Linked DNA regions of Homo sapiens: region 1 is linked to region 2. A link is an interaction called in ENCODE POLR2A ChIA-PET data of the cell type or tissue named here. Cell type or tissue: GM12878. All regions are shown on one strand. Links, peaks and the distances in the headings refer to the core of each region. The heading gives the core; the rest is flanking DNA.

Region 1 (11,981 bases), core at 3,713-11,712, 720 kb after region 2:
CTGACCAACATGGTGAAACCCTGTCTCTACTAAAAATATAAAAATTAGTCGGGCACAGTGGAGGGCACTTGTAATTCCAGCTACTCGGGAGGCTGAGGCAGGAGAATTGCTTGAACCTGGGAGGCAGAGGTTGCAGTGAGCCGAGACTGTGCCGTTGCCATTGCACTCCAGCCTGGGCGACAAGGGGAAGACTCCGTCTCAATAAATAAAAAATAAAAGTAACAAATAATAACAAAAATGGTTATTATTCAAGAATTCAAGATTCAAGTCCTTTATCAGTTTTGTGTTTTGCAGATATTTCCCTTCCAGTTGATGGCTTGTCTTTTCATTTTGTTGACAATGTCTTTTGAAGACCATAAGTTTTAAATTTTGACAGTATCCCATTAATCAGGTGGGTTTTTTTGTTTTTTTATCTTAGTTATTTTATTGCTCATATTTTTGGTGTTGTAACTAAGAAATCTTTGCCTTACTCGAGGTCACAACAGTTTTCTCCTGTTTTCTTCTAGAGGTTTTCTAGTTTCAGGTTTCACCTTTAGGTCAATGGGCTGTCTTTAATGTGGACCAGACACTGGGCCCACAGGTGTGGAACCACAGAGGAATGAGACAGAGCCCTTCACTCAGGGACCATCTGGGCAAGGGAGGTGGGGGTGGGAGTCACACAGGGAAACAGTCTTTGTCTGGTGTAAGGCCTGCTGATAAGCCTGGGTCCAGGGTGCTGTGGACACACTGTGGTGTGGAAGCAGGTCTGTGCCCAGACAAGGGGCTGTGAACTGAGGTTTACCAGACAGTAGAGGGTAAGTGAAAAGCAGGAGTTCAGGCTGGGAAGCCTGTTCTGGGCTTAGAGTGGCCTTGGGCAGGCCTGGAGGCTGGATGATAGAACTCAGCATCCCTGCAGCTGCTGGTCATTTGCTGTGCCTGGGGTCAAAGTGCAAGACAGCTGGCAGGAGTGGGCAGAAGGGAGCAGGGGCCTGAGCACTTGGTGTGCCTTATCCTCCAACAAAGAGGAGGTGGAGGTGGCTTCATGGCATGGCTCAGGCTGTGCTCTTTGAGGGTCGGGGGTAACTGTCCCTCTTTATTTTGAAAGTCAGATGTGTCTGTGTCATAAAGGGCACATCCATAGGGGGCAGCGGAAGTGCTGTTACATAACCGTTTCTGTCCCTCACGCTGGAAACAGATCGCACAGCAGTTGCTGTACTTGCTGTTCCTTGTAGACTTACTCCTGTGCAAGGAACGTGTAATGACAAGGTAATCCCAGGAGCAGCCTGCAAAATTATCCGTCGTATTTGTGGTTCCTGTGTATATTTAAAACACAATGCTAGAAGCGATTGATGCTGACGAAGGATAGGGCATATTCCAGGCACTGAATAAATTAACCCTGCAAAGCACAGCAGTTGCTTTCATTAGCCAGCTGGCACTGCAGGAATATTGCTAAAGCCTGTGGGTTAGAAAAGAAAATCTCAGGAATGCGAGAACAAAAAAGAAATCAGCCACATTCAGTGATTTAACTTAATCTGGCAACAATAAGGAAATCCAGAACTCACGGTGCTCTGAGCAATGGCGGACTCCCGCTGCATGTGCGAGTGGATGGATATTCCCTGTTCAGTGGAGGGGATATCCACCACGACTCTGGGTACCCACGGCGGGATGCAGATGTGAGTTAGGGCCATGCGGCGATGATCCAGGTTTTGTTCCTGCATCCTCTGCAACTAGAGAAGCTCCAGCAAAGTTCTGTGTTCCCCTCTTTTCTTCCTGATGTCCCCAAGGAGTGAAGCAAATGAATAGGCCTAGCTAATGTGCCATCTCTCTCTCCCTTCTCTACCTGGCCAGGCACTTTCTGGGATGGCTGCTGCCATCATGTCCATGACACTGAAGGCCTCTGCTGCCTGCAGTCCCACTGCTGCCTCCGCCACCCTGGGCACCACTGCTGCCTTGTTGCCCTGTGGCTGTGAGGTGCCATAGTGCCAAGTCTTCAGCACGCCCCAGAAGCCATGATGAGTATGGTGGAGGCCTCAGAATTTTCCTGGGGAAGTAGCTCTTTCCATGTTGCCTTGATGGCCCTGTTCCCACCTCCTGTCTCTCCCCCTAGGCCAAGTGTTATCCCAGGAGACCCTTCACTTCCACAGACAGACAGACAGACTGCCAGGGACCCTCCTCAGCCAGCCTCTTCACATGCCGAGGCCACAGCACTCAGTGTGGTTGGGTCCAGTTGAGACCCTGCTGCTCATGACTTAAGGCTTCTGTGCATTGAATTAAGCCACTAGGGGACTTATGAGATCACCCTCTGGCTTCTCTTGTTGGGTCCCATACAGCCAGTATGTGTCACCAGGGGCATGTGGCATGTGTAGCCTGCCTCTCCTGAGTTTGCAGAGCTGGGCTGGCTCCTCCTTGATTTTATCTTCCTCTGGACCAGAGTGGCTGAAGTATAGTGAGCAGAGGGAGGGGCAGTGGACGTGGTGAGGGGCCAGACCTCTCCATCCATGGGTGGGGGCTCTCGTTATGGAGGGTCCCTTTTTTGCGTCTGTGCTCAGCAGTGCGGGGGAAGAGGGTTTGTCCCCTTCCTCCCAGGTCCTCATCGTTCAAATGCACGGAAGCATGTTGGTAGAGCACACAGAGGTTTTGCTGGGTGGGTGGGGCAGCATGCCCTGCAGTTCTTGCATTGTTTCCAGAGGAAATAGAATAGAATGCAACAGAACTGGCCTGCCTGTTGCCTGGGAAGCTGTTCTCCTGACATCACAGGGCTGTGCCCATATCCCCGCTTGGCTTAGGGGCCCCTAAGTTAGGAACAAAGAAGCAGAAAAGGTTGGATAAAAGATAAGGTACTCAGACTTGATACTTTAAATTATCAAGTTCCTAAGTCTATGGTTACCATCAGTTCATACTTTACAAAGCATTTATTAACATAAATTCATTTATTATGTTTCTGTGAAGATGCCTGGTTAAATCTGAAACCATAGAAATGTAAAGTATTGTTTACTATTTCTGTGAAACTAGGGTGTAAACCAAAAGTTTTAAAAGCCATCCCTCAGGAATAAATTTAGGAATTATTTCTCAAGCATGACTGTGAGTTAAGAATATTAAGTTTTATAACACTGATGCTTACACATCAGCATGAATGTTTTCAAGGTAGTAGTGCTGGAAGGCTCTATATTCACATCCATGGGGCTCTCATCCTGAAAGCAGTCTGGGGACTTTATTATTTTTTTTCAACCATTTAGAGATATTTATAAGTATTATGGGAGAAGGATTGTCATTGCCTTCCAGTTCTCTTTTGTGCTTGCCCGTTAATTCAGCACCTATTTAGTGAGTGGCTCCTGCCTGCTGGGACTGTGTACCTTTGTAGAAGCTCCCTGGCTGGTGGGGCAGGGCCAGGGAGGCACCCATATGCATGTTTTCAGTGAAAGCCAGAATCTAAGTATTCATTAACTAATATTTGTTGAACACTTATTATGTGCCAGGAACACAATGGTGAACAAGGGAGGTAAAGGCCCTGCTATCACGGACCTTCCCTAGTAGCACAGGAAGGCAGATAACCCATGACAGAAAATCAATGGCAGATAATCGATGGCAGTGAGAGTCTTCATTTGGTGATAAAGGCTCTGAAGAAATAAACCAGGGGCTGTTTGGTGGGGTGGGAGAGCTACTCTAGAGAGTATAAGAAAGACGCCTCCTAGAGGAAGCACCTTGGAGCAGAGACTGACCTAGGAGAAAGGAGCCCACTGTGTGAGGAGCTGGGGGGACATTCTGGACAGAGGGAACAGCAGGGTCAGAGCTCTTCCTTGGGAACTAGCTGCACATGCTCAGGGAGCTGGGAGCGGCCCACATGAAGCACAGTGAGCAGGGGAGAGTGATCAGAGCTAGGCGAGGAGGTGGGCAGGGCCAGGAAGCCTAGGAGCTTGGGGCTGGGACAAAGACCTTGGGCTTTCACTCCCAATGCAGTGAGAAGCCACTGGGGGGTTCTGTGTAGGGAGTGATGTGATCTGATTTTTGTGTACGTGTCTTAATTTTGAAACTTTAATTTTAGTGAAAAAAAGTCACATAACATGAAATTTACCATCTTAACCATTTTTAAGTGGACAGTTCATGATTTGTGTTTTGAAAAGACTCCTGTGGCTGCTGAATGGGCATTAAGTGGTAGGCAAGAAGGGGCAAGAGCAGAAGCCAAGAGCCAGTGAGGGGAGGCTGCAGCACCCGGGTGAGAGGCAGGGCTGGCCCAAGGGGTGGGCAGTGGTCACAGACCTAGGAGTTCCAGAAGAGAGACGATTTTCTGGAGGTTTAGAGCTGGGAGTATCTCATCAGAAAGGTTTTTGCAAGAAAGTCTTGATTGGCATAAGCCTAAAAGGAGGGGATAAAACATTCATACAGGGAGGCCCTCAGATTGGTGAATACCCCAAGATGAGAACCGCAAGTTTCATTGGAAGTGCAGAGAAGAGTCCTGTTTGGCTACGCTGCAGGGTAAGGGGTCAGCGTGGCTCAGCCGAGCTCAGGCAAGCCGTCATTTAATTTGGTGGATGCTATTGTCTGAATGTTGATGTACCCCCCAAAATTTATCTGTTGGAACCTAAAACCCCATGTGATAGGATTAAGAGGTGGGGCCTTTGGGAAGTCGGCCATGAGGGCTTCACCCTCATGAATGGGATTGTGCTTGTGCAAAACAGGCTTGAGGAGCTCCCTTGCCCCTTCTGCCATGTGAGGCGCAGCAAGAAGGCACCTTCTGTGCGGCAGAGTGAGCCCTCACCAGACACTGAATCTGCTGGTGCCTTGCCTTGGACTTCCCAGCCTCCAAAACTGTAAGCAATGAGTTTGCCTTGTTTATAAATTACCCAGTCTACAGTTTTTTGTTGTAGGAACCCAAATGGACTCAGACGGTGTGTAAGGGGAGCAGTAGGCCAGGGTTAGGCACACAGCCTGAAGTGGCATTGCTGAGGGTCCCGTTGGGGGAGTTAGCAAACTCCTCGACATTCCCTTGTTGCTGAACTATAAAATGGGGATGACAGCAGCTACCTCACAGGGTAGTCAGAAACATGAAAGAAGACGAAGGAAAATGATGAACATGGTGCCAGTCTCTTAGTTGGTGTTGCTAAATGTTAGCTTAAAAATACAGTAAAATGGGCTGAGTGCAGTGGCTCATGCCAGTAATCCCAGCATTTTGGGAGGCTTGACGCGGGAGGATCACTTGAGCCCATGAGTTTGAGACCAGCCTAGGCAACAAGGTGAGATTTCGCCTCTATATAAAAAAAAAAAAATTAGCCAGGCGTGGTGACACATCTGTTGTCCCAGCTACTTGGGAGGCTGAGGCAGGAGGATCCCTTAAGCCCAGGGGGTCGAGGCTGTAGTGAATTGTGATTATGCCACAGCACTCCAGCTTGGGCAATGGAGTAAGACCCCATCTCTAAAAAAATAAATGAGTAAATAAGATAAAATGCAGGATTTTGAGCAGAAAATGACTGACCCCAGCTGAATTTTCAGAAATCTGTCTTGAATATGTGGAACGGATGAGCCCAGGAGGGCCTTAATGCCAATCTGTGCTGGAGAAAAAGGCAGGGCTCCTACAGGAAATGTTGCAGGCATCTGATCTGCTGGCCTGGACAGCCGTGAATTTGAGAAATGGGCGCCCTAGAGAGGAGTCCAAGATGACTGAGGTTTTGAGTCTGGAAGAGCAAGAGAAAGGCTGTGCCGATGACAGAAATAGGGAAGTCCGGGCTGAAGCTGGTTATTCAGGGTTTGTTCTGTGCCCCAGGCTGAGGCTGGCTGTACACAGGCAGATGCCAGGAGGCTGCCCCTGGGAAGGGCTTACCAACAAGGAGAGGCATACGTATGAGACCGTCTCAGACTAGGAGAAGATTTTCTGGAGCGGAGAGACTTGAGCACACTTTGGAAGGTGGTGTTGAAGTTAGCCGGGCCATGGGAGCTGGGCAGGTTTCCTGGGCCTCCTGTTTGCCACACCACATCTCTGTCTTCTTCCTCCAGCTCTGCACCAGCGCAGGCGACCGTAGACACTGTACCTGTGTCCCATGCCTTCCCTGAGCCTGTGGGCAGCACTGGCTGTCAGGTTGGAGGGAGGGAGAGGATGCGTATGAGGTGTTTCCTAGCTCTGGGGTGCTGCACTTTCCGTTTTGCTTCTCCCTTTCATTACAAGCCCTGCCCACACCTTTGTAAACACTTCCTTTCTCAGCTCACCTCAGTTCCCCAGCTGGCGTCCCAGGCAGAGGCAGTTGCATGTGCAAAGGCCCGGAGCCAGGACTTGATAAATATGGCTCAAGATGCTGCAGCCTAGATAGATATGAAAGTCTCTGGTTCCCTCCTATACTGTAGTTTTTATTCTGTTTACTTTGCACTAGACCATTTTACACTATTCCAAAAAAAAAAAAAAAGGGCTCTTATTTTATTTCCATCTCCTTTTCCTACTGCCTTGGCTCATTCACTTTAATCCTTTGATGGAAGCCATGTTACAGGTAAGGGAATAACTACTTATTAGTGGTCATTTAGCTCTTTGGGATGCTGGTTGCTTGAGGCAGCTTTGGAGACAGAAGGACGTCACAGACCAGTGATTGTGAGCTCTTGGTCTCAATATAGCTGCCAGATTATAGCCTCTCTCTTGGGTCTGCATTTCATATTTGGGACTTGCCTCGGCCTCTGTTTCTTATTCCAGATTACACCCTATTCCTTATGGGTCTCCATATTATACCCTATTCCTTATGGGTCTCCAGATTACACCCTATTCTTTATGGGTCTTCACCTTCTGGCAGGAGTCCATAGTTTCTTACTCCACTATCAAAGTTTGTTTTCAGGTTTGAGGTGGTGTGGTTAGCGATGTACAAATGTTCTTTTCCATTTAGTTTTTGTTTTTATCACTTCTTTTTTTCCAGTGACTTCTGCTGATGGGATCAATGAATTTTACTTTGGAATTTTTCTTCTGATGCTGTATGGAAATCTGTTCTTTTCCTTATTTACTGGGAAAGAATCTGAGGCTATTGGGATGATTTTTCATCTCAAGACTGTGGGAAATAATCAGCTTTGAAGCATTTCCTGTGGCCATTTGCTGAAGTCTGGGATTCCGTCAGCTGCGCCCCAACCAGATTTTCAGTGTTAATGTTTCCATGTTAGGTGGTGAGGCTAAGCAGATATGTCATGTGCCGGCTGGTCTAGGAGCCAGTGTCCCAGGGCTCTCATTCTTCCTCTGGAAGTCTCTCCACCGTGGCACTGCTGACATTGTAGGCCAGATGCTTCCTTGTTGTAGGGCTCCCCTTTGGGTTACCGATGTCTAGCAGCATCTCTGGGCTCTGTCCAGTAGCACCCCAAGTTGTGACACCGTAAATGCCTCTGCACATTGCCACGTGCCCATTGGGCTTAGAACTACTACTGTAGAAGAGGTCAGGAGCAAATTCGACCCATGTTCCAAAAAGCTCCAGCTCAGTATTTTCAACATGTGGTTCACTTACGTTCTATTTCCTGCTGAGTCCCCTGGCAATTGAGCTATGTGCACATTCTTATTTTGTTGGTTCTCAGACTTGAATGGTTTGGCCTCTTCCGCTTCCCAGTGCTTATTGTGCTTGTAGCCGAGCCCTGAGTGCCCTCTCCCACTCCTGGAGACTCGTCATTATTTTCTGATTGTCCAGAATGGTTTCCCAGTTGCCTTTCTATTTCTTGCCTTAAAAGGATAATGAAGCTGAGGCCCGAGATAACCTCTCCAACGCAGGCTCCGAAGGCAGCAATTTAGTGGCGGAACAGCGTGTTTTCAGGGAGCAGGAGACGTGTGGACTCTGACTTTAACTGTTGCCCAGCGCCTAATTGTATTCCTTAAATAGGGGTTCCCTCTCTCCTCCTTTTCTCCCTCCCTCCTTTCTCTTCTACTTTACACTGTGAAATTTAAGAGTTGCAGTTTAAGTCCTACACTATTCTGGAGAGGAGAGAAACTTGGTAAGAAAATAAAATGTTTGACAAATTTAAAGAAAACACCCCTGGAACGACATCCCCCACCCCACCATGGGTGTGGGGTCCTAGATTTAACTGTAATTCCTTGATCGATGTGATCCTTTGTGGTGTTCATGAGGATTTTAGGAAATCATGAGATTAATAATAGAAACCTTCTTTTCACTGTCTTGTACTTGGCTGGAGCCTGTTTATTTTGTATGGCTAATTCATATCCATAAGAAAACGATTACTCAGCTAGCATTCCCACCTGTGTTTATCTTTCAGCAGCCAGGATTTGTTAAGCCCTGGGCAATTTTAATTGCTGTGAAGTGTCTTCCCTGCAGGTGTGTTTCCCTCGCTTCTTTCTCTCTTTCACATTTCCAAGTGAAAATAGTCTTCTCTGTGTAGAAGAGTGTGTTCCTTGGATCTGATATGTCTGTCTGCCTCCTGCCCTGAACACACATTTAATTGACCCATCACTGTGTGCTGCTGAGTCAGAAGGCAGAGCAGCGCTCCGTTGAACACCATCAACAGTTTTTGTCGAGAGGGCGGCTCATAGTTGTCAACAGCCTTCTGTGTGCCTGGCACCTGATGGACTTGTTCTCCTTTCATCTTTACAGTTTTATGAAGTTGGCACTGATAACTCCATCTTATTGGGTGAAGATGTAGAGAATCATGTTCAGAAAGCATGGCTGAGTTCACAATGTCAACAGTGGAGCTGAATTTGGACCAGGTGCATTTGATCTATAGCCTTGGTGCTCTCCAGGGAGCAAAGATTATTCAGAGAGGCCATCCGTCCCTGGTGTTTAGGTGTGTAGGTTTTGGAACCAATTTAAACTGGATCTGAATCTTGGCTCCAAGATAAACTCTGAGATTTGGGCAAGTTGCTTAACCTCCCTTGGGGAAATGAAGTTTCCCCACCTGTGAAATGGATATGTCTTAGTCTGTTCAGGCTGCTGTAAGAGAAATACCATAAACTGGGTGACTTATAAGCAACAGAAATTTATTGCTCACAGTTCTGGAGGCTGCATAGTCTAAGATCAAGGTGCCACTAGATTTGGTATCTGGCAAGGGCCTGCTGTCTGGTTCATAGATGGAGTCCTCTTGCAGTGCCCTCACTTGGTGGAAGGGGCAAACAAGCTCCCTCAGGCACTAATTACATTGATGAGGGCTCTGCCTCCCAGATGCCCTACCTCCTAATACCACAATGGGGGTTAGGTTCCAACATGTACATTCTGGGAGAACATTCAGATCATAGCAGGAGGTGACCCTTACCTCGTAGGGTTACTGAGCTATTTACATAGAGCATTTAGCAGTGCTTTGCCAGGCTCAGAATGAAATAGGATAGCTGCTCTCAGCTCATGACAGCATTTATGTAAATGAACTGGCTTCAGAGAGCCAGGCTGAGGGGCTGAGATGACGGGAGGGATGTAGAAGTGGTGGGAAGTGGATTGGGAGGAAACCTGAAGAAACTTGGAGTGGGCCTAGGGGTGCACCTGCTCCCCTTCTAGTAGGAGTCCTTCCTGCAAGTGGACGGAGGGCACCATATTGTGGGTTTTTTGTTTTTGTTTTTGTTTTTGTTTTTTGTTTTTTTTTTTTTTGGAGATGGAGTCTCCCTCTGTCACCCAGGCTGGAGTGCAGTAGCTCAATCTTGGTTCACTACAACCTCTGCCTCCCGGGTTCAAGTGATTTTCATGCCTCATCTCCCCAAGTAGCTGGGGCTACAGGTGTGTGTCACCACGTCCCCCTAATTTTTTGTATTTTTAGTGAGACAGGGTCTCACCATGTTGCCCAGGCTGGTCTCGAACTCCTGAGCACAGGCAGTCCATCCACCTTGGCCTCCTAAAGTGCTGGGATTACAGGTGTGAGCCACTCCCAGCCTATATTGTATATTTTAAATTTGAGAAGAAGATGGGATTTGAGGAGCAGTGTATGGCTGATGGGTGGGTACAAAATGGAAGGCCTTGCCCAGGAAAACAATGATGGGAATGAAGCCGAAGATGCTCAGGAAAGGGAGTGTGGGCAGCAGGAGGGGGATGGATGAGGAGCATTTTCTGGGTGCAGTCATGTGGGAGTAGTTGGGTTGAATTCAGAGGGTCCAAGAGAAAGGGACCCTGATGCAACAAACATGGGCCTGGACAGTGCTGCCTCAGAGCGGGCCACCTGCCAACCCTGGAAAGGAGGCTGCGTGTTCGTCAGGGGCACCATCCACAGGATCGACGCATTTGTTGCCAGAGATTAAGAGAGAAGTTTAGATCTTTTAATTTTGACTGAGGTGGCTTTTCCTTCTTTTCTTTAACCAAGGACTTAGACTCCTGAAATGTTGGGGAAAAGGTTGACAGGGAAAACATCCACCCTCTTCCTGCTGTTTTTCATCTCTATATTTTTCTCTTTTGTGGTGGTGTGGTGGTGGGCAATAAATAAAAGGCATTTCATTTCAGGGGTAACCTGGGCAGATTTTGGAAAATGTAGACAGATTGCAAAATCATCCTATGTTTTCATAAAGTAAGCCCTGTAATATCCAGTCCTTTATTTTTTTTTTTTATTTAGAGAGAGGTTTTCACTCTGTCACTGTCCCAAGTAGCTGGGACTACAGGTGTGCACCACCATGCCTGGCTAATTTTTGTATTTTTTGTAGAGACAGAGTCTTGCTATGTTGCCCAGGCTGGTCTCAAACTCCTAGACTCAAGTGATCCTCCCACTTTGGCCTCCCAAAATATTGGAATTACAGGCATGAGCCACTGTGCCTGGACTGTAATAGTCATTTCTAAGTAATTCTAATCATAACATAAAAGGGTGTCTTGATTAAACAGATACTTTATTAAGTCATCTCCATGAGTCAGTCAGACTGACAGGTTGCTGGTTGATTCTGCAGTAATTGGTGAAATTCATCAGTAATTCTCTTCAAGAGTCACTCCGGCTCTGTTCATTCATTTTATATTGGGAGGAGGTCCTCATGAAATTAGTTACTGTATAGGTCTCAACCTATGCATTCTTTCATTGTTGCTGTGGAAACAAGCAATAAAAATCGTGGGTTGAAGAAGAAAAATAATCGGTGCTGAACATCTGTAAAATACATGATAATTAACTTGCTTTCTGTAATCCAGAATTTTAAAAAAATCATCATACTTGGAACAAAGCTGAGACTCATAAGGTTCTGAACTAATTATGTAACTGAATCATTAATAGTTTTCCTTGGAAACACTGTGGAAAACAAATTACGCCGCCTTTAAAGGAGTGTTTCCACTGGTAGCAGCATTCACAGAGCCGCTGCCATCAGCTCTGCAGCGTGAGCTCAGTCAGATGCATGCCTGGACACACGCCACCAGCTGGTCACTGTTTCAATAGGGTCGGGAACTAGATGGTCGGGAACTAGAGAGACATTGTCAGGAGAAACAAGGTCGCAGACTGAGCAGGATGCTGCCTGTGGTTCTTCTCGTGGCTGGCTAACGGGCTGTGAGGGGAGAGGCAGCCAGGGACGCTAGCACTGGCCGCCATCCCCCGGGGGCAGTTAGTGAGACCCACCCTGCCCCCACCCTGTGCACTGTGAGAGTGGCAGTTAGAATTGGTTGTCACTTGTGGGTGTTTTGTAAAGTGCATTTCTGATGTTCTTTGAAAGGACAGAACATCATGGGTTTGGTGCCCTGTGTCACACCCTGAGTCCATGGGGACAGGCGGAGTCAGGGTTGGGGCTGGAAGAGAACCGAGAGGGCATTTAATCCAGTCCTGTTATGTTATTGACAGAAGAAACAGAGGCTCTGAGAGGGTGAGGGATGGACCAGGCCGCTCCTTGCTCAGGAATCACAGTGCCGGTCCCTGCTGGCCAGTCTCGGGCTGCCTTCCACATCTCTGTGTGGATTTTCCCCTGATGTCTTCAGCTGTATCTTGCTGGTTTGAACAATTTTCCTTTCATAAAATATTGTAGTTAGGGCAGTCACTCTGCCCAACAGTGTTGGGTCTGACCAATTAAAATATGCTTCATTAATTTTTTATGATACCCATTTTTATCCAAAAGAAGAAAAAAGTCATTTTGTGCTTCTGTGAATTCTTTCAAGTAATTCATTTATGTT
Region 2 (11,981 bases), core at 1,319-9,318:
TCACAGCGGCACCAGGTGTCCAGGAAGATGCTGGCCTGGCCAAGCCATTTGTCTGGGCCCTTCTTGCTGGAGGCCTCAGCCAGCCTGGACCCTGCACCTCAGGAGACTGAAGCCTCAGAGCTCAGCTCCGGGTCCCAGGGCCTTGCAGGTCTACCATGCATCTCTTTCCATCCAGCCCTGCGATCTCTGCAGCCCAGCTTCCACCCCTCACCCCTCCAGCTCAAAATCAGACTGCCTGCAGTGGAATCCTATGTGACTCAGGGAAAGTCCTTTAACCTCTCGGAGCCTCGGTTTCCTCATCACACCCAGGGGGTTGTTGTGAGGATTAAATGTGATAATATATGTCAAAGTTCCATACATTTGTAGCTATTCTTTTTTTTTTTTTAATTAAAAAGTTTATGGGCACATAGTAGGTGTATACATTGCAGCTATTCTTGTTGCTGAAGTCATTCCTGGGGTGCTCCTGCTTTTTCATGCCTCCTGGTTTGCACATGCTGTTCCTTCTACCTAGCTCATCATCTCCTACCTATCCGCCCAGAGAACTCCTATGTAGCCTTCAGAGCCCACTCTTGTGAAGTCTTCCTTGAACGCCTCTCCCCTTGGCCCCACAGTCTGCTCCCCACTTCCCACCCAGAAGCTCATTATAAGTGGGTGTCCGGCTCTGCTTGCTTTTCTCTTTAGACAGGGAGCTCACTCATCTCTAAGGAAGCTGGGCCTCCTTGAGGACAGCCCTCCATCTGCTCTGCCCTGGTCATCGGGGTCCACCCTCAGCACCTTCAAGGGGTGGGGAGCCCTGGGGTGCACACTAGGGGCAGGCATCCTGCATACAGACTTGGCGCTGGGGTCTCCAGATCCTCCTCCCAGGAGCTTGTCCTGGGTCCTGGGGCAGGGGACTTCTTAGAGTCCTGCTCTGCCCCGTCTCAGGTAAGAGGCAGAGAGGGCAGCTGGCTGAGACCAACAGTAACAATAATAATCCCATGTGCCCTCTCTTTACACCCCCACGAAGTCCTGAGCCCCTGTGATTCTGGGCTCCTCACAGTGACCCCCCAGACCAGTGCTCCTAGCCCCCTTTTACAGATGGGGAAGTCGAGGCTCAGAGACAAACCGACTTCCCAAGATCACAGTGAGTTGGAAGCAGAGTTGGGATTCAAATCAGGGTCCCTGTGACTCCAAGTCCCCAAATCATTTCTCTCAAAGGCCTTATAGGTCTTTCCTTCTGTCTTTGCCTCTTGGCTCTTCAGCGGAGGGGCCACACTTGGAACACCGGTTGCTTGAAATGCCTGGTGCAGGCACTCGGCTGAATTTCACAAATGGTGCAAAGTCAATACCCTTTGTGGCCTGTCCCTGACGATTCCTTGGGCCTCACCTCACCCTTCCCCTCAGGCTTGAAGTACTGTATGCCTGCGGTTCTAGGTGGGCAGGTCCATGCAAACCAGAAGCTACAGGGGCTGAGAGGCCAAAGAGAGAGGCAGACAAATCTGGTTTCTCAGAAAGAAGCATTTAATAGAGGCACATAAACAGAAGCCATGTCTAGGGCGGTCACGAGACATGTAGGTCTCTGCACTGTTACCTCTAGAGCCAGGGCATGTATAGCATAGGGAAAGGGCATACATGCTTCAGAAGGGGTGTGTAGGACAATTGATCAGCATTGCCAGTGACGGTAGATAAAGTAGAAATCTTAGAGGCCTTTCTGGAACTGGGGTCAATCAGAAGCCAGCATGGCAGATTTGCCTCTGAGATGGAGCCGCTTTGGCCTCTGCACCTGCACATGACGTTCTCAACAATGTTGTGTGTTTATTTTTTGAGAGGAAGTTCACATAACCTAAAATCAATCTTTTTTTTTTTTTTTTTTTTGAGACAGAGTTTCGCTCTTGTTGCCCAGGCTGGAGTGCAGTGGCGCCATCTCGGCTCACTGCAACCTCTGCCTCCTGGGTTCAAGCGATTCTCCTGCCTCAGCCTCCCGAGTAGCTGGGATTATTGGTGCCTGCCACCATGCCCAGCTAATTTTTGTATTTTTGGTAGAGACACGGTTTCCCCATGTTGGCCAGGCTGGGCTCAAAGTCCTGACCTCAAGTGATCCACCTGCCTTGGCCTCCCGAAGTGCTGGGATTACAGGCATGAGCCACTGCACCCGGCCAATCAGCCATTTTTTATGTGTATAATTCAGGGGCATTCTGTATATCACCTTGTCTTTGCAAATGTTGTTCCTTTGTTCTAGAAAGTCCTTCCTGCCATTTCTGCCTGGAAGCTTCCTGTTGAACTTCAAGAGCCCGATAAATGCCCCTTCCTCTGGGATGTCTTTTTTCTGATCCCCAACTTGGTCTAGGGGCTCTCCCTGGGCTTCCTCAGCCCCTTGGTCACAGCCCTTCCACACTAGTGGTCTGACTTGGTCTCCCCAGCCAGACTCAAAGTCCCGGCATATGCAGTGGAGGGTGGGTGCACTGGGATCATTTACTAAATGCTTGTTGAGTGAATGCATGAGTGGAGGTCTTTGGGGAGCACTCTGGGGGGCCCTGAGGCCTTGTGGGTAGGGCTGGGCCCTCGGGTTCCAGCCACAGGGAGGGCCTAGAGTCTGACATGGGGAGAGACAACTCGGATCCAGCCTCCTGCAGCATAACAGAATAAACCGGTCTGGGTCTGAGGCAGAGCCCGAGGTGGGATAGAGGGCTCTCAGTTTCCATTATCAGCCTTTCCTCAACTTGCAGTGTGAGCCCAGGCCAGTCACTGCCGTATTCTGGGCCTCAAAATCTTCATTAATGAGAAGAGGGCATTGCCTGGACTATCTCACTCTCCTGTTAAGTCATTTGAAGGGCTGCGGGAATCCCTGGCCTTTCTAAACCGTGACTCGGGCTAGGCATGCCCCCTTTACCCCTGAAGCTCACGGGAGAAAGTGCTTGGAGTAGCTTCTTCTAGGAGTTAGTCAGCAGACAGAGCTGAGTTCCAATCCAAACTCTTCCCCCTCACTGGCTATGTGACCTTGGGCTGTTTGCTTAACCTCTCTGAGACTCAGCTTCTGGGAAAATGAGGAACATAAGATCCCTACTAGTAGGGCTCAGTAAATGTCAGCAATGGTCTCCACAGTGAAGATGATGACATGATTGGAGTCCAGTTTACTTGCAGACAGACAAGTTGAATTGCTGGCCAAATTCTGAAAAAAATCGTAGGTCTTTAAAAATCATTCATTTGGGGGCGGGGCACAGTGACTCATGCCTATGATCCTAGCACTTTGGGAGGCTGGGGCAGGAGGATCATTCGAGCCCAGAAGTTCAAGACCAGCCTGGGCAAATAGAGACCCCGTCTCTAAGAAAAATACAATAAATAAATTAGCCAGGCATGGTGGTGTGGGCCTGTGACCCTGGCTACTTGGGAGGCTGAGGCGGGAGGAGCACTTGAGCCAGGGTTTGAGGATGCAGTGAGCTGATGGCGCCACAGCAAGACCCCATCTCTTACAAAACAAAAACAAACCCAGAACCATGAGTTCTGTTTCTTAACACTGGATGTTACTGAGTATAAGCACCTCTGACGGTTCTAGGATGCTTGTTTCTAAGAGCTACATTTTCCCCCTCTGAGAAACAGTGAAGTGGATGACATTCTTTTTTTGTTCTTGAGAACTGCTATGAAGAAAAAACATGAAGCATGGCAAAGAGCTAGCGAGGGATAGGGAAGCGTATAGGGTTATGGTAGACAAGCAATTCTCCTCTCAGGAGAAGACATTGGAGCAAAGTCCAGAAAGAAGTGAAGGGTTGAGTCATGCACGGATCTGGGGGTGTGTACGTCCAGGCAAAGAGCATAGTCGGTGCAAAGGCCCTGCATGGAGGGAGGGGCAGTCTGGAGCCTGCCTGCACTGAGACAACTGTGCACCTCTTCCCAGGGCCGCGTTCGGTGTGTCATGCTGGTAGCTTGCGATCAGCCACGGAAGGAATATTTACACTAAGGAAATTGGCCAATGCAACAATCAGGGCTTTACTATTTTATATTTTATTTTTTCTCAGAAAACGGGACGTGCTACTTTACCAGCACATCACTGGGGGTAGGAGATGAGGTCAGAGAACTCGCCAGGCCCAGATCACCCAGCGCCTGAGTGGCTGGAGGTTAAGTGAGTTGGGTTTTTACAGGGTCCCTCTGTGTGGGTGTGGGGGGAAAGCTGAGAGGCCGAGGAGCAGGCAGATGTGGTCATCCAGGTAGGTTTGCCAGACTTAGCAAAGAAAAATACAGGATGCATGCACTACTCGGGACATACCTAACTAAAGAATTATTTGTTGTTTATCTGAAATTCCAACTTAAAACACTGGGTATCCTGTATTTTAGCTAGCAACCCAGGTGGCAGGTGGAAGATGGAGATTCACGATTGCTTCTGGAAGACTCGCTGTGTGATTCCGCCCACCCCATGGCCATTCCCTCCTCCTGAGATGTTCAGAGCAGGATTCCTACCTAGTGCCCCGCCAAACATGGCCCACACCCCAAGTCACCCTGGACCACACCCGCCCCTCCGTCATTTCCTACAGGCTTTTCCTGCAGATTGAGAGAGGAAACTGGGCAGGGAGCACACCACTGATGGGTGAAATGATGATCTCACAGGAAACCAGACAAGCTAGAGTTGTCACCACACCCTGGACTCAGAGAACTTGGGTACTTCACCGACGGCCACCTCCCATCGCCCTTTCATTCTTCATGGGCAGGGCCTTGCAAGCCTTGGTGATGGATTTTATTCCATGAGATGGGGCAGCTGTTGCAGGAACACGATTTGAGTTGTTTTTTGAAAGATTGCTCTGGCTACTGTGCAGAGTGGCTTCTCAGGGTGCACACGGGGGAGATGTCGTAGGACAACTGGGTGTTGGATCTGGAGCTCAGGGAGAACAACCCTCAGAGGAGATGGCCCCTGGCTGAGCCTGGAGATACCACCATTCCAGAGAAGAGCAGAGGGCCAGGAGAAGGGGCGTGTGGCTGTGTGGTTGACATCTCGATGACATGTGCTGTGTGTGTCCCTCACAGACTTGGGATCTTTCTGGGAGGCAAACACAGGCCTTGGGGAATGTTCTGGGATGGGCGATGTCAGCCTCAGTGTGTTTGCTCAGCTGCTGGGCTCTCTTGGGACCATAGAGGACTGCAGCACCAATGGTGGAACTCCAGGCGTGGTGACAGGATGTGACCAGGTTCCCCCACCCAGGTCTGTGGTCAGCCTGGCTGTGCTGAATGGTGGAAGCAGGGGTGAGGCCCCGAGAGGTGTCTGGAGCCATCTGGCCGTGAGGTCAGCCACCCAGCCAGGCCTCTGGAAGCCATGGGCAGCCACTTCCCAGATGCGGCTTCCTGCCCTTTCCTCCACCAAAACCACACTCAGCTCATAGGCTGGCCTCAGGGGCAGTCCCTTTCCCACGGGGAGGGCCGCATGCAAATGCCACACTGAGCTGAGCCAAGGCAGGGGTCAATTCTGAAGGCCTGGATCCTCCATGTCCTATGGGCAGGTCAACCACAACAAAGCCCAGCCTGCCCATCAAGCCCCACTGCTTTCCACTGCTTTGGTGCCTTCGCCTCTCTGGGTGAACCCTGCTCACCCTGAGCCCCTGCATGTAAGGCACTTTTAGATGCAATCATCCCCTGCGATTTTCCTGATACAGGGAGAAGAAGGCAGGTGGCCCTGGCCACTGTGTGTGCTGACGCAGAGCGAACAGGCAGCAGCACTGGAGGGAGGGAGGAGTGTGTGTGTGGCTGTGCGTCCTGTGTGTGGATTTTTGTGTGCAAGTCCCGTGTGTGTACCTAGCATGTATGTCCCAGTAGCTTGTGTGTACCTGTGCCCTGGGTGTGTGCTTGTGCAAATCTCTGTGTGTGTTTGTGCAAATCTTTGTGAATGTAAACCTGTACCTAAGAGTGTTGTCTGTGTGTCAACGTGTGTGTATAGGCGCCTGGAACCAGTTATGATTTAGATCAACACCCCACTTTCAGCCTTGGCGAGATTCCTTCCTGCAGGACCGGGGAACAGATCACTACTCCCATTTTGCAGAAGTGAGACTGAGGCTCAGAGAGGGCCGAGACTTGCCTAAGGTCACCAGCTGATGGGATTACAATTCAGTCCTTACCTCTATGGTGGCTTCTAAGGGTTCATGGGTGTTCTTGGTCCCAAACTCTCCTCCCCAACCTGTTCCATTGGTGCCTGCAATACCCCTGTTGGGAAGAGACAGTGTCCTTGGCAGATTCATCTGTTAAACTGGCCTCCCTTCATGAAACAGGGACAATCCATCCTTCCCAAGACTGTCCTAGCGGGTAGATGGCCCCTGGAGCAGGAGGGCCTGCCAAGGAAGGCAGGGAAGGGGAAGGGGTGGGGGTCCTGCAGAAAGACAACTGCCTGCCCTTCAGAGTGTGGGCTGTGGGAGAGGCTGCCACAGACATGGGTGTGGGTTGTGGTTTGGCCACTTGGGCTTCCTCCTGGATGCCCCAGCCACACACTGGGTGACTGAACCGGATTACTTGTGGCTGCTGGCACTAATCAGAGAGCTGTGTGTGTGTAAAGAAGGAAAACCTGGTGCAGGGAGTCCTACAAACAGAGGCCCCTCCCACAGTTGAGCCCATTTTGTCACCTGTAACCAGGGACAATGATGCATCACCCGAGTCCCCCTCAGAGAAAGATGAAGGTAGAAACGCTTACACACTGAAGATGCTGCTGGAACACCGCAGGGACTGGGCGGAGCGGGGACAGCGTTAACAAGGGCGGCTGCTGCAGTGTGGGTGAAGGGCCAGACCTTGTGTCAGGTGCCCCTGCAGATATAATTCCTCGAGTCCACAAAACAATGCAACCAGGTGGATCTGAACATCCCCACTTCACAGATGAGGAACTCGAGGTCAGGGCTGTCAGTCTTGGCTACCTGCATGGCCTTGGGGCCCTGCATGGTCTCACCCCTGCCTAACTTTCTCGTCTCCATGTCTCTGTGACCCCCTCCCTCCTGCCACTTCCCTCTGGCCTTCTCGTGGCCCTGAGATGTGCCACACTCTCACCCGCATCAGCTCTGTGTCCTTTGCCCCCACTGTCCCTCTGCTGCCGCATGCTCGTCTATTAGGTCCTGACTTACATGTCACTTCCAGGGCCCCTTCCCGACTTCCTGTGCTGGGCAAAGGGCCCATTCTTAGCTCCCCAGGGCCGGCCCCCCATCTCGGTGCCTGTCACAGATTTCCCTCATCAGAGAAAGCTGGGACTTGTGCTCATGGCTCTGACCCCAGCACACAGCACAGACAAGAAAGGATGCCCCGGCCTCCATGTGACGGAGCTGGATTCAAACCCAGGTGTTTCTGAAACCAAAGCGTGCCTTCGTAAAACTTAAGAGCATGGGATTGGAAGGGAGGCAGTAACATCAGCAGAGCGGCACCCTGCTCGGACAATTCACCTGCGCTCCTCAAAGTTTTTAACCACACCCACTCTTGCGGCAGAGGGGTGCGAACAGTTGGGCACATCTATTATTTCTGCTGACCCACGTCCATCCACCTTCCTGAAAACTCAGGTTTCCTGTGGGGAAATGGCCCTCATCCATACGTGGTCTGAGGAGTTTGGCTGAGCCGGACTCCCTGTGCCACTTCCAGAGGTGGACAGGTGATTCAGGTCTGGCCAATCAGCATACCCCTCCCCTCCCCCACGCTGAGCCTGTCCAATGGGAGGCTACCCTGGAACCCATGCTGGGACTGACAAAAAGGGATGCCCACTGCCGTGATGGATGTCCCTGAAATGAGGGTAAGGTTCTGGGGCTCAGGAAGGTCTCCAGGCTTGGATTAGAGATAATAATTACCATATCACAGATGACTAAAAGAGTCTCAAAGCACATCAGCACCCCCCAACCTGTTCTGCTTCTTGGTTCCTCATTTTGGTGACATCTCCATTGCTAGAAATGGACACTATCACATGTCCTGCATTTACCCCTTTATATACCTCTTTTTTTTACTTTTTTTTTTTTTGAGACAGAGTCTCACTGTGTCACCCAGGCTGGAGTGCAATGGCACCATCTTGGCTCACTGCAACCTCCACCTCCCGAGTTCAAGCAATTCTCCTGCCTCAGCCTCCCGAGCAGCTGGGATTATAGGCGCCTGCCAACATGCCCAGCTAATTTTTGTATTTTGTATTTTTAGCAGAGACAGGGTTTCACCATGTTAGTCAGGCTGGTCTCAAACCCCTGACCTCAGGTGATCCACCTGCCGCGGACTCCCAAAGTGCCAGGATTGAGACACCGCGCCCAGCCTAATTTTTGTATTTTTAGTAGAGACAGGGTTTCATCATGTTGGCCAGGCTGGTCTCAAACTCTTGACCTCAGGTGATCCCCCAGCCTCAGCCTCCTAGAGTGCTGGGATTACAGGCGTGAGTCACCGCACCCAATCCCACGTCTGTCTTTTAATCAAGGCATGCTCTGCCTTCAAGTACACCCTCCATGATGTCTGCCAGAAATACCTTTCAGGAAGGCAGCTCTGAAGGGCATTTGTCTACTCAAAAATCCTAGGTAGACATTTACATTAGTTCAGGGGCTTTTGGTAACCTAAACCAGAAATCTTGAACTCAAATGCCCACTGTGGCCATGCAGGAAACGTGAGCCAAGTGAGTGGAGTATCTGTATATAACACATGAGATTGTCTTTGTTCCCACAAAAAGATATACTTGGTCTTTCTTTTCCTGAAACACATGTCATCTCAGCCTCTTTTGTTTTCCTGCTTTTAATAAGATGTAGAAAACAGTTGTGAAAGCACAATGATAAGTAGCATCTGACCCTCGGCCTGTGCTGGGGAGGCTGTCAGGGAGTGGCAGGGACTGTGGTGAATTAGAGAGCACATGTTCTTTCAATGGCGGGGTCACAGTTCGATGGCTACGTAGAAATGCTGATCTGATTTCCCAAAAGAAAGCAAAAATCAGGATTCTTATGGCAAATCTCCCCATTTTTGACAGGCAAATAATTCCAAGCTTTTAAAAAGCACCGTGTGAGTCATTCTCTCATACCACTGGTGGGTGTCTAAATCAGTATAATCTCTAAGGATAGAAATTTGACATTAGCTACTAAAATTGTAAGAACAATACTCTTTAACTTGACACTCCCACTTCTGGTATTCTTCCTGCATATACACTTGCTGTGTGCAAAATGATGTGTTCAAGAAAATTTATTGCAGCATTGTTTGCAATAGTGAAAAAACTGAACTCATCTAAATGTCTATCTAGGGGGTCTTGGTTAAATAGGTTATATTCGTAAAGGAATATCATGCAGCTGTAAAAATGAGTGCTTTTTTTTTAGATATGACAATAGCACAAGTGACAAAAGACAAAACAGATAACTGGACTTCATCAAAATTAAAAACTTTTGTGGAACAGAGGATGTTATCAAGAAAGTGAAAAGACGATCTGAGAAATGGAAGTAAATATCTGTAAATCATGGGAAGTAAATATCTGTAAATCATCTAATAAGGTAATATCTGTATCTGTAAATCATCTGATAAGGGACTTTTGTTTAGAATATATAAAGAACTCTGACAGCTCAACAATAAAAAGGCAAATAATCCAATTAAAAATGGACAGAGGGCTGATGCGGTGGCTCATGCCTGTAATCCCAGCACTTTGGGAGGCTGACGTAGGCCGATCACTTGAGCTCAGGAGTTCAAGACTAGCCTGGCCAACACAGTGAGACCCTGTCTCTGCTAAAAATACAAAAATTAGCTGAGTGCAATGATGTGTGCCTGTAGTCCTAGCTACTTGAGAGGCTGAGGCAGGAGAATCACTTGAGCTTGGGAGGCGGAGGCTGCAGTGAGCTGAGATCCTACCACCGCACTCTAGCCTGGGCTGGAGTGAAACCCTGTCTCAAAAAGAAAAAAAAAAAAGGTCAAAGGATTTGAATAGATATTGAACAGACATTTCCCCAAAGGAGACAAATGGCCAATAAACCGTGAAAACATCCTTAGTCATTAGGGAAATGCAAATCAAAACTACAATGACGTATCACTTCACACCCACTAGGATGGCTATAATTAAAAAATAATAATAATAATAAGGCTGGGTACTGTGGCTCATGCCTGTAATCCCAGCACTTTGGGAGGCTGAGGCAGGTGGATCACTTGAGGTCAGGAGTTCGAAACCAGCCTGACCATCTCTAATAAAAATATAAAAATTAGCTGGACATGGTGGTGGGGACCTGTAATCCCAACTACTCGGGAAGCTGAGGGAGAAGAATTGCTTGAACCTGGGGTGCAGATGTTGCAGTGAGCCGAGATCGTGCCAGTGCACTCCAGCCTGGGCGATAGAGTGAGACTCAGTATCAGAAAAAGAAAAGAGGTGTTGGTGAGGATGTGGAGAAATCGGAACTCTTAAATATTGCTGGTGAATTTGTAAAATGGTGCAACTGCTGGAGAAAACAGCTTGGCACTTTCTCAAGAAGTTAATAGTTTACCATGTGACCCAGCAATCCCACTCCCAAGAGAAAGGAAAACATGTCCACAAAAAAACTTGTAAACAAATGTTCTCAGAAGCATTATCATAATAGCCAAAAAGTTGAAACAACCCAAATGTTCATAAACTGATGGATAAACAAAATATGGTATATCTAAACAATGCAATATATTTGGCCATAAAAATTAGTGCTAATATGACAACATGAACTTTATGCTAAGTGAAATAAGCCAAACACAAAAGACTACACAGTGTGTGATTCCATTAGTATAGAGCATCCACAATACGCAAGTCCATAGAGACAGAAAGTAGTTCAGTGGTTGCAAGGGCTCTGGTGAAAGAGGAATGAGGAGTGACCGTTAATGGGTATAAACCAAAAATAAAATTAGAAGGCCCTTTGCAACCATCTGAATGGACTCCCTCCTTGGCCAGCACACCCTAAAATTTAACCTGAAAGACTGGTTCAGGCCACGATGGGAGGTGAGAGTTGGACATGCCTTATTATACCCCTCCAACATTAACATCAACACTGACCTTAAGTCTGATAAGAAATATTTGTCTATTCTCTCTATAGCCTGCTACTGGGAGGCTTCAACTGCATAATAAAACCTAGGTCTCCTGGCCAGGTGCAGTGGCTCACGCCTGTAATCCCAGCACTTTGGGAGGCCGGGAGCAGGGGGGCGTGGATGACTTGAGGTCAGGAGTTCGAGACCAGCCAGGCCAACAGGGTGAAACCCCATCTCTACTAAAATACAAAAAAAAAAAAAAAAAAAAAAAAAAAGCCGGGCTTGATGGCTCATGCCTGTGATCCCAGCTATTCGGGAGGCTGAGGCAGGAGACCAGGAGGGGGAGGTTGCAGTGAGCCGAGATCGCACCACTGCACTCCAGCCTGGGCAACAGAGTGAGACTCACTCTTCAAATAAAATAAAATAAAATAAAATAAAATAAAATAAAATAAAATAAAATAAACAACCAAAAAACCCTAGGTCTCCACAACCCCTTATCATAACCCAGATATTCCTTTCTATAGATAATAACTCTTGTAACCAACTGCCAATCAGGATATGTTTAAATCTACCTGTGACTTGGAAGCCCCTCCCCTTTGAGTTGTCCCGCCCTTCCAGAATAGACATTGAACAGACATTTCCCCAAAGGAGACAAATGGCCAATAAGCACATCAAATCAATGTCAATCTTGCATGTATTGACTTATGTATTATGTCTTCCTGAAATGTATAAAGGCTGACTATGCCCCGACCATCTTGGGCACATGTTGTAGGACCTCCTGAGGCTGTCACCACCATGTCCTTAACATTGGCAAAATAAACTTTCTAAATTGACTTGAGACTTGTCTCAGATACTTGGTTCACATAGGTTTCTTTTAGGGGCGATGAAAATGTTCCATAAACCACTCTACCTAAAATTAGGTAGTGATGATGGCTGCTCAACTGTGAATATACCAAAAAACACTGAATTGTACACTATAAAAGGATGAGTTTTATGGTATGTTATTAAAAGTTGTTTAAAAGTGAGGGACCCCTCCAGTTATTGATATGGAATGATCTTCAGGAAAAGAGCATAATATG

The links. Peaks named below come from ENCODE experiments on the same cell type or tissue, not always from the same donor. Only the 100,000 strongest peaks of a DNase experiment are listed, where the experiment ranks them.
Region 1: POLR2A ChIA-PET joins it to region 2 with 5 read pairs; 2 of 35 experiments call an interaction of 5 or more read pairs at or near these places.

What each region holds. Positions count from the first base shown.
Region 1 is chr17:20,084,236-20,096,216 of GRCh38, forward strand. All of the region lies in intron 1 of SPECC1 (sperm antigen with calponin homology and coiled-coil domains 1), which reads left to right. Among named protein-coding and RNA genes, the nearest start is that of SPECC1, 81 kb to the left of the region's middle. In GM12878, for the core only: no CTCF peak of the experiment used is centred there; no DNase peak of the experiment used is centred there; H3K27ac peaks cover 224 bases.
Region 2 is chr17:19,365,475-19,377,455 of GRCh38, forward strand. LOC105371573 (a long non-coding RNA gene) reads left to right here. Exons shown (of 3, transcript XR_934302.4): 3 at 3,993-6,258. It also overlaps a transcript of B9D1 not described here. Among named protein-coding and RNA genes, the nearest start is that of MAPK7, 7.0 kb to the right of the region's middle. RefSeq lists a silencer at 6,020-6,079 and an enhancer at 7,162-7,711. In GM12878, for the core only: no CTCF peak of the experiment used is centred there; no DNase peak of the experiment used is centred there.